Regions from separate parts of the Mus musculus genome. Here region 2 is linked to region 1. A link is a contact called in ENCODE Hi-C or POLR2A ChIA-PET data. All regions are on one chromosome and are shown on one strand. Each heading gives the region's core, a stretch centred on a gene start or an enhancer-like site at or near the end of the contact. The rest is flanking DNA. Distances are from core to core; before and after follow the strand shown.

Region 1 (6,263 bases), core at 1,155-3,654:
AAAATGGTCTATAGAGGACTGTTTAGCAGAAGTGAACTCATGAGAAGGTAGAGAGTGCTGAGCTAGTCTGCATAGGTAAAAACGTGAGGAGGGATGGAATGCTCCTTTGTAATGTGAAGGAAGGAGAAAACTGTACACAATGTGCAAGGGATTTGGTGATAAGGAGGTATGAAAACCTTCTGCAGGCTTATATTTTCTGTTTTATAGACTTCTGCCCTCTGTGAGTGACATGGCCACTGCTGCCCTCTTGAAATTAATTATAATTACCCTCAGGACACCCTCAAAAGATTGCGCCCAGTAGCATTTCCTCAGAACTGCCATTTAGTTTACTCTCTATTTTATGATCTTAAAACTCATCTAATTAAAATTTCAAATATACTTCTTACTGGTTTTTATAACATCATTCAACATTTTTTTTTTCTAACCTGGAAAGGGAATACTGGCTTAGACCAGTGTTCTGATTGTTCTCAGTGACCTTGAACAGCTAGCACATACTATTATTGAACTATATCTACTTAACTATAAAACAAAGGTGACCTCTAAAAATAAGTGCTCACATCATGAATCAGAATTTTCTTCACCTATTTTAAGGTTAGATTTCTTCCTCGCAGGTATAAATAATTATTACATTGCTGCAATTTGAGGTTGCTATACAAACTTCAATGCACATTTGAAAATATTTTCTACAATTCTTTTTTCCAACTTCTCATATGTACATTCAGTTTCACTTTTTAAAAAAGACATTTACCTATTTATTTGTATATGTGTGGGGGACAGTGCATGTGCAAGTCACACTGTGTGTGTGGAGATCAGAGAACAATTGGAGGAAGTCAGTGCTCTCCTTTCACCATGTAGGTACTAGGGAGCAAACGAAGGTCATTCCATGTGGAGCATGGTATGCAGCACCCCCTCTATGACCGCTACCGCCTTATGCTCCTGCCTCCTGGTTCCTGCCATGTTTGAGTTCCTGTCCTGATTTCCTTCAATGATCGACTATGGTGTGGAAGTGTAAGGAAATAAACCCTATCCTCCACAAGTCGGTTTTGGCCATGGTGTTTCATTACAGCAATAGACACCCTAATTAAGACAACTGGTATCTGGAAATGTCTAAGAGTCTCAGGTGATGGCAATTCCCTCCATGTCAAGGTCATCTCATTTTTTCCAGTCTCTTGGACTAGGCCCGGTTGTTTTATCAAAAGCAACGCACACTAAAGCCATATTTGCCCGCTTACAGCATTTAACAAATAAAATTGTGCTTTATCTATGTCCACTCTCCACTAGACAAAACTTAACTCCAGATGCTGTCAAATTAGGGGCTGGTTCTTTTAGTTCATCTTTATATTGCCAACCTCAATATGAGGCCAATAAACACATATGCTGAATCAATGAACAGATCCTCTAGCTAGGAGAGTGAAGATGAACAACTCCCAGAAATGCCACCTACCTGTGAGATCCAGAGTTCTATCCACAAAGACCACAGAAGCCCTGCCTGTAGCAGTCTTTTTCCTGTTCTTGGCGGGGGCATAATTTGCCAGATCTGTAGCGATGACCCGACTGAGGGGACCCACGGCGAAACACTCCTCTCGTACCCCTAGATGTTCACACAGAGAACTGAGGCCTGACACGAGGCATCTGATGTACAGCAGCAGCTCTGGGGTTAGGGCAGTGGCATCCACCTCACCCAAGCTGCTCAGCCTCCTCTTGTCGGGTCTGGCACTGTTAAGAGCGTGGACATCCTGAGGTAGCAGTGGGAAGAGGGTAGCAAAGGCTGGAGTAAAAGCGAGATGGGAGGCAACAGGGGCGAGAAACAACGGGACGTGGAGCACCTCGGCCGTATAGTTCTCGTTGCCCATCCACTCACAGAGCTTCTCCTCCAGCTGTTCGAACACCGGCTGCTGCCCCTCGAGCTCGGCCGCTGCAGCGGCCGGTACGTGGTTAGCAGTGAGGTGGACTGCGTGGCTCACGGCTGTGACCACCACACAGTGCTGAAAGTGACTGCGGCAAATGATACTCTGTAGAGTGTCTACGATCCGGCCTTTCAGCGGGCTGCTCAAAACGAAAACCGCCCGGGGCTGCTTGGCTCCCCCGCCAATGGCCTGGGGTTCAAATTCCCGCAGGTGACACGCAGGACCCTTCACCGCCTCCAGAAGCCGGCTGGATCCGCAGCTCCAGTGCAGGCTCTCGGCGCAGGCAGCGTCCAGGTAGACCACGGACCACTTCACTTTGGCCAGCACCTGCTCCCAGCCTTGCTGGGCAAAGGCCAGTATGCCCGCGGCGCTCATGATCCCGTATCGCCAGCTGGCCAGGGGTCTCACCGGCGTACGGGCGGGAACTCAGGTCAGAACGCAGGGCTTCCGGGTACTGAGTACTTTGACAGTCAACACAGTACACGTGGGCCTGTCTCTGACGCTCGGCGTTCGCGCGCGCGGTGATGACGTCTTAGGCGCTCATTGGCTGATCAGGCGCGCGGGCTGGCGGAAGGAACGTCTGCACTTGAAGGAGGAACGGAATGTGCTTACAGGGTCGATAGTCCCTGAAAAGCTGGAGGCAGCAGCTTTCTAGGAAAGAATTGAAATGGGTTTTGTTCGTCCCTCCCTTGTCAGCTCTCATCACCTTTTCCTCCAGGTTAAGAATTCTCGGGAATAATAAAACCTGGTCTGAAGCAAAGTACTTCCCCCATCTGAACTTGGAGAAGCCAAACAACTACTGCAACGTAATAGTTGGTCTTGTGTAGGTTATCTTCTGCGTTGGTGCACTCCAGCCTCGTGAAATACCTTTTGGGACCAGCAAGATGGCTCATAAGGCTAAAAGCGCTTGCAACACAAGTCGTATGACCTGAGTTTGATCCTTCGGACTCAATGTAGAAAAACAGGACCCGGAAAAATTGTCCTCCATGTGCCAATTGTGGAAAACGCACAATCACCCATCCCCAACACACACACACACCACATACACAGAGAGAGACAGAGACAGACACACAGAGAGAGACAGAGAGATCCTGTCTCCACACAGTCAAAAGGCTTTGGGGTCCATTTCACAGCTACTAAGATGAGAATTGGGTTGAGGAATAGATATACTGATCTACACATCTCAGTTTAGAACCTGTTTTATTATTATTATTATTATTATTATTTAATTGTGGAAACATGCATGAGATAAAAAAATTTAGTAATTTACTGTTCTAATTGTGTGTGTGTGAGTGAGTGTGTGTGTGTGTGTGTGTGTGAGTATGTGTGGACAGGATCTCATTGTGCAGCCCTAGCTGTCCTGGAACACATGATGTGGATCAGGTTCGTTGCAAACTCACAGAGATCTGCTTGCCTCTGCCTTCCTAGTGCTTGGATTAAACGTGTGTGCCACCATGTCCACCATTAGTCATTTTAAAATGTACAGTTCGGAAACATTAAAAAACATTCATGCTGCTGTACAACCAATCTTTGGAACTTTTTATTTTGCAAAATCAAAATAGTTTCAAAACTATATACCCTTTAAATAACAATTGCCACCCTCAACCTCAGCTCCCTGCACCCCCCCCCCAGCATTTGTCAGCCTCTACTTTAATCCTGTTCTCTTTGCATTGGCACTGTGGGTCTTATAATTGGGTCCCTGTACTATCTGCTTTATTGTGATTAACTTACTTCACCTAACATCATTCATCTAGTTGTGACACATGGCAATTGCTTTCATTTTAAAGTTTTATTCGTGTGTTTCTGTGTGTGAGAGAGTGTGTGTGTATACAGTTGGGTTTTGACCTCCCTAAAGCATATGCCACCATACCTGGTCTCTTGGCATGATTTGAGCAGTAATCTATTCATTGTCTAATTCTTATAGCTAAGCACTCCTTTTCATTACTTCTCAAAAGTATACTTCACAGCCGGGTGGTGGTAGGTGGTGGCGTACTCCTTTAATCCCAGCACTCGGGAGGCAGAGGCAGCAGATTTCTGAGTTCGAGGCCAACCTGGTCTACACAGTGAGTTCCAGGACAGCCAGGGCTACACAGAGAAACCCTGTTTCAAAAAAAAAAAGTATACTTCATATTAAATGATATCATTATTATTGACATTGTTCTGAGATGGAGTCTTACTCTGCTAGCCTGAGTCAAGCTCTAGCCCTGGCCTCCAGAGGACCTGGAAGGACAGGATGCACTGCCAGGCCTGGGTTAGCAGCAACATCACCATCATCATTGCTTAGAACAGCAATAAATAATGAGATGGCAAATAAGTATACTCAGGATAAATGTGATATTGTAGTGAGATGAGTTCATAATATAAGAAGCAAGAGACAGTCTATAAAATAGTCAAATTATTTAATGTCAAAGTTTCCCATGGCAAATGGAGAGATTAATCCTAACCAAGGAAGCATATCCATACAAGGATTCAGTTTAGGAGGAAAGAAGGAAGGAAGAGGCTTTGAAGGATGGTCATTAGAGCTTTATGAGCTTCTCTGCTTTGTAGAAATCATTTTCAAAGCTTAGCTCAAGTGCTACCTCCACCACGCAGGCCTCCTACCGCATTCACCACCATTCATTAATCAACTCGTTGTTGATGTCTAAACTCTTTGTCTAGACAATGATTTGAAAGACAAACTCTTTTCCAGACTGGAAAGAAAAGCAATTCACTCTGCAAAAGACAATCAACTCTCTCATGAAACCACCCAATTTTACTTTAGATGCACTTAACAGTGAGAATGGAGCTAACCACGGTGTGGTGGTGGTAACTGCCCACGGTACTCTCAAGCAGATAGTATCAAAGGCCAAAAGGATATGGTGCACCATACAACAGATGGAAGTGAAAGTTAAACAAGACGAAGGCAGATTTGGCCTAGTGAAGATTCTGGGGAAAGTGGCTATGTAGTCAATAAGACTTGTGGTCTAAAAGAGAGTTTAGCTCTGCTCTACTCCCCTCACCCCAACCCTGCTCACCCCATCTGCATACTCAGTTTATCTACATTTGCCTTTCACTCTACTCCAAATGCAGTTGGGTGCCTGGAACTTCTCTGTCTCTGGGCCTTTTGCATGTTCCTAATCTCCTTGTCAAGTAGCCCCCATGCAGAAACCCACAGAGCTTACAGCCCTTCTCCATTAAGGGATCTACTTATTTTAATTAATTAATTAATTACCACGTGATATTAGATTATACCTCCCTTTTAATCACTTGGCCGTGGGTCTTTTTACAGCTACTATTATTTTTAAATCCTTATCAACATGATGTGTCTATCATCTTCCATTAGAATAAAGGCTTCATGAAAGAAAGGATTTTTTTTTTAACCGCCAATCTATATAGTCTTGAAGAGTTCCTAGTACTTGGGTAGACTTTCATACATATTTGTTGAATTCAGGGAAGATTTTTACGAGGAAATTGTACACAGAAGTTGAAACAATTTAAGAATTTCCTACAGGGGAACAGGGCATAGCAAACAAGAGTTCAAAACTAAGAAGAATTAAAACCCTCGTGATCTACTCAGGTAACGAGGAATCAAGTGATACAGATAAAGTCTAACGCTCGACCCTCCTCATCAATCACTAATTAAGAAAATGCCCTGCAGGTTTGTCTACAGCCCGATCTTATGGAGGTATTTTCACAACCAAGGTTCCCTCCACTCAGATGACCAGTTTAAGTAACTTAAATAAAACTTTCCGGCCACAGAGTCTCCCTGTATAGCCCAGGCTATCCTGGAACTCACTATGTAGACCAGGGTGACTTGTCTCTGCCTACCAAGTGCCACTATGCCCAATACTAATAATTTTTTAAACAAAGAGAACGCATCCTTTATATATTAAATTTTTCTTTTGTTGGTTGTTAAAATTTCGACGAATTGACAATTGTGGTTCAGTCAAACCCGTGCGGGATGCTGGCCTTCAGGATTTTAAAATAGACTAGTGGAGGGAGAAAGGCAACAGGGACAGAAAAGAACAATGGTGTAGCAAAGGGAACTGGGGAGTGGGAGGAAGGTTGGGGGAAGGGAACTTCAAAGAAGACCAGAAGCCCCAGAGAAAGCCACTCTTGAGAAGCTAAGCTAGAATCCTTGGGGTGGGGCGGGGAGGGGGAGGAGCCAATCGCGCGGCGCTTGCGCAATGAGAGGCCCAGGTGCCCGCCGCCGCGGAAGCGTAACCACCTAGAGACGCCGCGCCGCTTGGGTGCCTGCGGCGCATGCGCAGACGGATCGGTCGCTGACTCTTCAGGGTCGCCGCCTCCACCGAGGTTGGCCCCAGATTTGAGTCTCGCGCTCTTCGTTCGCTTACCGGCGGCTTCCCTCCCATTCTC
Region 2 (6,263 bases), core at 1,065-3,564, 260 kb after region 1:
CCCGGACAGAAATGATTTTTATAAAAATCCTTTCCTCTGAATCCAGGGCATTGGCAGTACAACTGTCAGAAACAAGCTTGCTTTGATGTTTTACAAAGCGTGAGGCCAAATATCGATCTTTGTAGGACTTAGGGAAATATCTTGTGTATAGGAAAATATCTAAGTTGAAATGTATTAAGCCGATGTTGGCTTAATTCAAAATTATACCTAATTTGAAACAACTGTTTTCCCTTGGTCAACTGGCTAGTCTATTGGGTTTTAGTAAGAATAAGAAAATCTACAATCAAAGTTGAGTTCTTCCCCACCAAGAGCTGTGCTTCCACTTCCCCAGGCTTGTGGGAAGCAGAGCTATTAGGAAGCTGGCGCCCTTCTCTACGCCAGAGAAGATTAGCAGAAGTTAGGCAAGGGTTTAGAGACTTGAAAATTTGCCTTCAAACATGAGGAAAAAATTAAAGTTTTTCCTAAAGTTGTTCCTATTGGCAGAGACTTCATTCATATCCTGCTCGTACAGGCGCAGATATGGGCATGGGTACAGATGTGGGTGTGGATACAGATACGGCCATGGGTACAGATGTGGGCATGGGTACAGATGTGGGCATGGGTACAGATGTGGGCATGGGTACAGATGTGGGCATGGGTACAGATGTGGGTGTGGATACAGATACGGCCATGGGTACAGATGTGGGCATGGGTACAGATGTGGGCATGGGTACAGATGTGGGCATGGGTACAGATCTAGACATGGGTACAGTTGAGGGCATGGGTGACACATTCTTTTCTGCAGAGGCAGAGTATTCTGTATGAGTATATGAGATGCTGTGTGAGTGTAGCTAAGTTTACTTATCTGTTTCACTTTGGTGGGACATTGAGTTGCTTCCTGTTCCGAGATGCTGAGAGTGAGGCAGTAGCCTCTGCCACCGGCTGAGGCAGTGGGGCGTTCTGACAGTGCTATCCTCTGTGTGTATCCACACATCTGTATTTCCCCCTCCAAGGCACAAAGAGGATCATGGAGCAGGGACTAGAAAGAATGTAAGTCAGAAGATGAGGAAGAGTGCTGCGAAGCCCAATCTTCAGGATGACATGGCCACTGTACTCATAAACTTGTAGCCATGGTTACCTGCCCACTGAGGGCCCATCAGTGGTCCATCATTTGTAAGGGAGGGAGGCCTCCTCATGAGGCCTAGCCTTCCTTGAGGAGTTCTTGGCAGCTAACAGGGTATCAGGGGAGGGGAGGGGAGGGGATTTTCCTCCTGGCCACAGGTAGGTCGTCCAGACTTTAGGAAATAGTATTCCTATCCAAGCTCATGTAAACAATGCTGATTAAAATCAGTAAGTTGTGAGTGGGGACGGGGAGGAAGAACAGAAAAAATGTCAGGAAAGTAGGAGAGGGACTGGGTGGAAGGAATATGGAGTTCAGCAAGAGGGGACAAGAAAGAATGGGGGAGAGTGAATTTAGTCAAAATACATTATATATAGATAGATATAAATATAGATAGCTATAGATATGCATACACATACGTAATTGTCACACACAGACATACAAAGAGTTCATGACAAAATACACAGTACCTACATTATCTGGATTTTTAGAAAGCTACAGTCTTCATGCCCTTGAGAAGGCCTGAAACAAAGAAAATTAGTGTATATTATAATATGTACGGTAACCCACTGTGTCTGCTCTGCCTTCATGGGGTCAATCAAACACAGACAACAATGTTTATGAAAAACAACCGCATCTGTCCTAAACATGTACACTCCTGTTTTCCTGGTCATTTTCCCCTAAGCAATAACTGCAGCTACTCACAGCACTTACATTGATTTGTGTGAAACAAGTAATCAGGAGATTGCGTGGGTTTTATGCAAACACTATCCATCTCACAGAAGGTACTCGAGCATCCTTGCATCTCAGTATCCACTGGGTACTGGAGCCAATCGCAGGAGGACACCAAGAAACAGTCCTGTTTATATGCTTTTCAGGTAAAGACAATTCCAGACCGCAAGGATCAGGTGCAGGTCGTGATTCAGATCTGTGCTCTCAGAATACAGAACAGAATCTTTTGTCTAGCATGCCAGACCTGTCATGAAAGCTGTTCAAGTAAGAGATCGGGCGGGCACTGTGAAGCAGGGGGAGGCTGACAAGTGGCCAGGACACCCGGGGGTCAGGAAGCAACTCCCTGGAGCATAGTCCCTGCGGTACCATCTCCTCTAGCTTCATGGCTACTTACAAGCTATCCTGACCCTAGAAAGGGATCTAAGGAGAAAGCTACTGCGCTGAGCCTAGGAGGCAGCAAACAGCTTTGGGAGAGGAGCCACAACAGCAGGGAAGCAGTGCCAAGAACAACAGGAAGCTCGAAGCCACGCCCCTGCTCGTTGAGCGAGCGCAGGCCTGGAAGCCTGGGTTATTTGCTCCAAAGAGCCTTGAGCAGATGTTACATAAACAAAACCTCCACTGACTCCAATTCTGGGTCTGGCCTAAAATAGCCCCGGGGCTAGACTCTGTCATTCCTAGTGGTTCCCCATGTGTGCAAACTACTGCCCTCATTGAACCATGTTGGTGGACACACTGCAGCCTCCTCAAGGGACAGCTTCCCCTAGGACCAAAAGCAAGGCTCCTTGACTGCCCGTGGTGGCCCAGACACAAGGCGTCCCTCTAAGATCTCTGGTGGCTGCTGGCTCCTCTCTCCAGGAGGCAGGAAGTTGGGGGAGGAATGTTTAAAAAGTCTCCCCCCACCGCTTTCTTCCCCCTCTTCTTTCTCCTCCATCTTCCCTTTTCCCCCTCTCTTCTCCTCTTCCTCCTCTCCATCCTTCCCCTCCCCATCTTTCACCCCTCCTCTTTCCCCACTTCTCTCTCTCCTACTCCTTTGTATAATGTGGAGAAACCCGAAGCAGAAGCAAGCTTTCCAGGTTACCGCGGGTGCAGGCGGTAGTAGAGTTCCTTCTTGGGGCTTTTATTTGCAATTGATTTAAGACTGTCGCTGTGCTCCCGACTGACTTTGTGCTTGTACAAGTTTCCCAGACCTGTTTGGGTTTCAGCTCCTTTGTGCTACATACAGAAAACCAGTCCAGTGTGAACATCTGGAGGCTTGAACATCTGTGCCCCAGCAAGGGGTCACTCCAGCGTTACCACTACTTCAGCATGGGTCCCTGGAAACTGTTAATCATCTTTTTCTCCTTGGCCGCTTGCCTCTCTCTAGAATCTTACAAGCAAATCTTAAAGCAAAGCAAAAAACAATAAAGCAATGTCTATGATTCAAAAATACTGGTGCCAGATACTTGCTATATGTTTAGTACTATAGAAAGTATCCGATGTGTTTCCTTTTGTTTAATTTTCACTGAACAGTCCTATGAAATTTGAAGTTATTACCTCCAGGAGACAGATAATGACAGGTTAGAAAAAATAACGATAGGACTTGCCAGAATTTCTACAGGGGTGGGACAGGGCCCAGAGCTGGCAGGGACTGACTGTGTCAGAGAACATCTGCCAGGCCTCATAGCTCCTCCTCTTGGTTTTCTTTCTGCTCAAAGTCCAAGCTACTCTATCTTTTGCCCTTCTAATTAAACACAGCAACCAGTGTTCATCCTAACATGGTCTCTGAGACCCAATCGGCCAACATGCTATTGACATCAGGAAAAAAAAAAAAAAAAGGTATGACGCATACGGAGGAAGTGTTGAGATTATATTTTTTTTTTCAGTACTTGTACTTTGAAAGAGGTCTTTGTGTTTCTCTGGGTTAGAGCCTCCCAGATGTAGTTGTTAGCCCCGAGCCTAAGTTCTAAGCCCCCTAGAGGAAGGCTGAAACCATATGTAGACAAGAAGAGGCCTATAAGAGGCCAGTACTCAGGCTAGGGCCAGTGCCAGCTGCAGGGAGCAGGGAGGGCTCATGTCACTTGGGAACTCTTAGCTTCCTGAAGATTTTAGTTCTGACCCCAATTGTCTCTTGAGTCTGGGACCCTCAGGGATTTCTGTTCTAGGATGGTACACTCTTCCCCTTAGAACTAAGGCAACTTTACCGTTAGACAGAATCAAATGGCATATATATGGTGGGACTGGGTGGACCTATATGTTAGAACTTTAGGTGCCAGGACCAGAATACCTAAGGGAAACATTTAAATGGGAGGATTCTTTTGGCTCACGGTTTCAAAGGGCTCAGTCCATGGTTACTTGGTTCTGTGGAGAAACGTGGGTCATGGTGGTACCATCATGTATGTCTAACCAGAAAGCAGAAGTGACAAGGGATCTGGGGACTTGTCATAGCTCTCACGAGCATACCCATTTTGACCCACTTCTTCCATATAGGTTCTACTTCCTAAGGCTTCTAGAACCTACCAGAATAGCACTACCAGTTGGGGTCTAAGCCTTCAGTGCATGAACCTCTTTTGGGGGGGGGGGGGCGACACTTCATGCTCAAACTCTCGCATCCTACCTGTATGGAGCTTTTATTCCTTATTCATCCAAACATCCCTAACAGTCCTGAGATATCTGCTATGTGCCGAATTCTAAAATAGTGGCTATGGTCCCTGACTTTCCAGAGCTGGAAATCTAGAGCAGGGGATGAAGAGAAAGCAGCTGTTGCAAAGGCTGGGGCAGATGCAGCAAGGAGTTTTGGAAACACAACTGAAGCTCTGCTTTGGTCTGGGTGCTGAGCACTGGGGTTTATCTGTGTTGTGGCTGAGGGAAGGGGCATGAATATATACACAGTGGTTTCCCAGGAGAGATTGCCCCACGCTCTCTCTTCTCTGGAAACCCCGGGTGCCCAAGATTTGAGCTACGGTACTGAATACTATGCCTGGCCTCCCCCACCGCCCTTTACTCATGTCTCCCCAAGAGAGCAGGCATGATTTATCTGACTGGGGAGTCAGGAGGAGTTCAGAAGGGGAAACTGGGACAGGGTGACTCAGCTGCTTTTCTGGGGTGGGTCACTCCCTTCTGAGCCTGAGTGTAGTTTCTAGAAGATGGCTGTTGCCAGAAGGTGCTGACCATGTAGCTGTGGGAGTGAGTTCAGGATGGGGGAGAGAGAGATTGTACTAAGCCCATTTGGCTACATTCTACAACCTAGCCATCATTAGTATTTCCTGTTTTGGTCTCCTTTTGCCTGATGCTTGTGGTAAGGAAGAAGGTAAGCAGACTCCTTTGAATTGTAACACAGATGACACTTAAGTATGGTTCATAAGTGAATGGTGGGCATGTGGTCACCACTCTGGCCTGACTGACAGGAATGTACATCCCATCTCTAAGACTTGAATGACTGACCTGGAGATCGGTAGGGTCGCCTTGCCCCTCCCCTACCTCTGCAGCTCCCTTCTGCCCTAGCACTGCAGTAACACAACAGGAGAATGCAGGACGAAAGAAATGAGTCTGAATGGTTCTGTTCAGGTGTGGACTGGTTCCACATGGTCACCAGCTTTCTTTGGTCCAAGCCTGGAAGCTCACCTTATCTCTAGAGAAGACTCTCAGGATAGCTGCCTTCCTTCTCTTCTAAGACACCTTCCATTCAGAAGGCTCCTTAGGAAATGTGTTCTGGCTGGCCTGCCTCAGACACCGTTACCCTCTCACACATGTCAGCTTCCCATAGAGGTGAATTTTGGGTTGTATTTGTTCCTAGAAGATGCTGAAACTCTATCATCCTGAACCTCCTGGGTCAGGGCTGCTGCTTCTTTTTCTTCAGTGATGGATGACCTAGAAGCAGAGGGGTAAGGGACCACCCAGAAAGGATTTGCAAAATCCCAGAGAGCCCCCACCGAAACACCCCTAGTGGTCTCATTTCAGACACTTTACTTGACTCATTAATTCTATCAGCCAGTTTCTTAGTTGGTAACTAGTGATTTTTTATAGTTGAATATATATATATTCAACTAAATATATCATATCATATATATATACATATATATGTATATATATATATATGGCACATGCGGTATTAGGTTTCATTATAACATTTAAAAAAATAAGTTCTCATGTGGCTAGATTTGAACTAACAGATATTGGCTGCCCCTGACTCCTGAGTGTTAGGATTAAAAGCCTTCACCACCACGCCTGGCATCATTGTGGCATTGTCAAAACAATTGTTCATGTGTTTTGTTTTGTTTTAAATTTTGTTGTTTCCCTCTTCTTGCCCATTGCCTGACTTCCCTTGCACCCGTCCACCCACTCCCCATAACCCGCTTCTGCTTTTCTGTCTCCTGCCTTCTGCTGCCTTCTGCTCCATCCTTCCTCAGCACCTTCCCCCTGCTTCTCTCCTCTCTTTCATCTACTTTCTATCCAC

What was found. A loop is a pair of places that touch in the nucleus more often than their neighbours do. ChIA-PET counts read pairs that join two places held with the same protein, here RNA polymerase II (POLR2A).
Region 2: a loop to region 1 is called in a map of heart, with 2.4 times the contacts of the local background. The contact joins the enhancer-like site here to the promoter of Scfd2 in region 1. A Hi-C loop is called at or near these places in 1 of 37 maps with a recorded cell type or tissue (heart). POLR2A ChIA-PET finds 5 or more read pairs at or near these places in 1 of 5 experiments (Patski).

What each region holds. Positions count from the first base shown.
Region 1 is chr5:74,529,338-74,535,600 of GRCm38, forward strand. Scfd2 (Sec1 family domain containing 2) reads right to left here and starts at 2,405. Exons shown (of 9, transcript NM_001114660.2): 1 at 1,445-2,405. The coding sequence starts at 2,282. Fip1l1 (FIP1 like 1 (S. cerevisiae)) reads left to right here and starts at 6,154. Exons shown (of 18, transcript NM_001159573.2): 1 at 6,154-6,263.
Region 2 is chr5:74,790,082-74,796,344 of GRCm38, forward strand. No RefSeq gene overlaps it. Among named protein-coding and RNA genes, the nearest start is that of Lnx1, 90 kb to the left of the region's middle. Within about 2 kb of position 2,315, at least 1 of the 3 ENCODE cell types and tissues checked has a DNase peak (open chromatin) inside an H3K27ac peak, as active enhancers do; it is heart, where a contact is called at or near this core.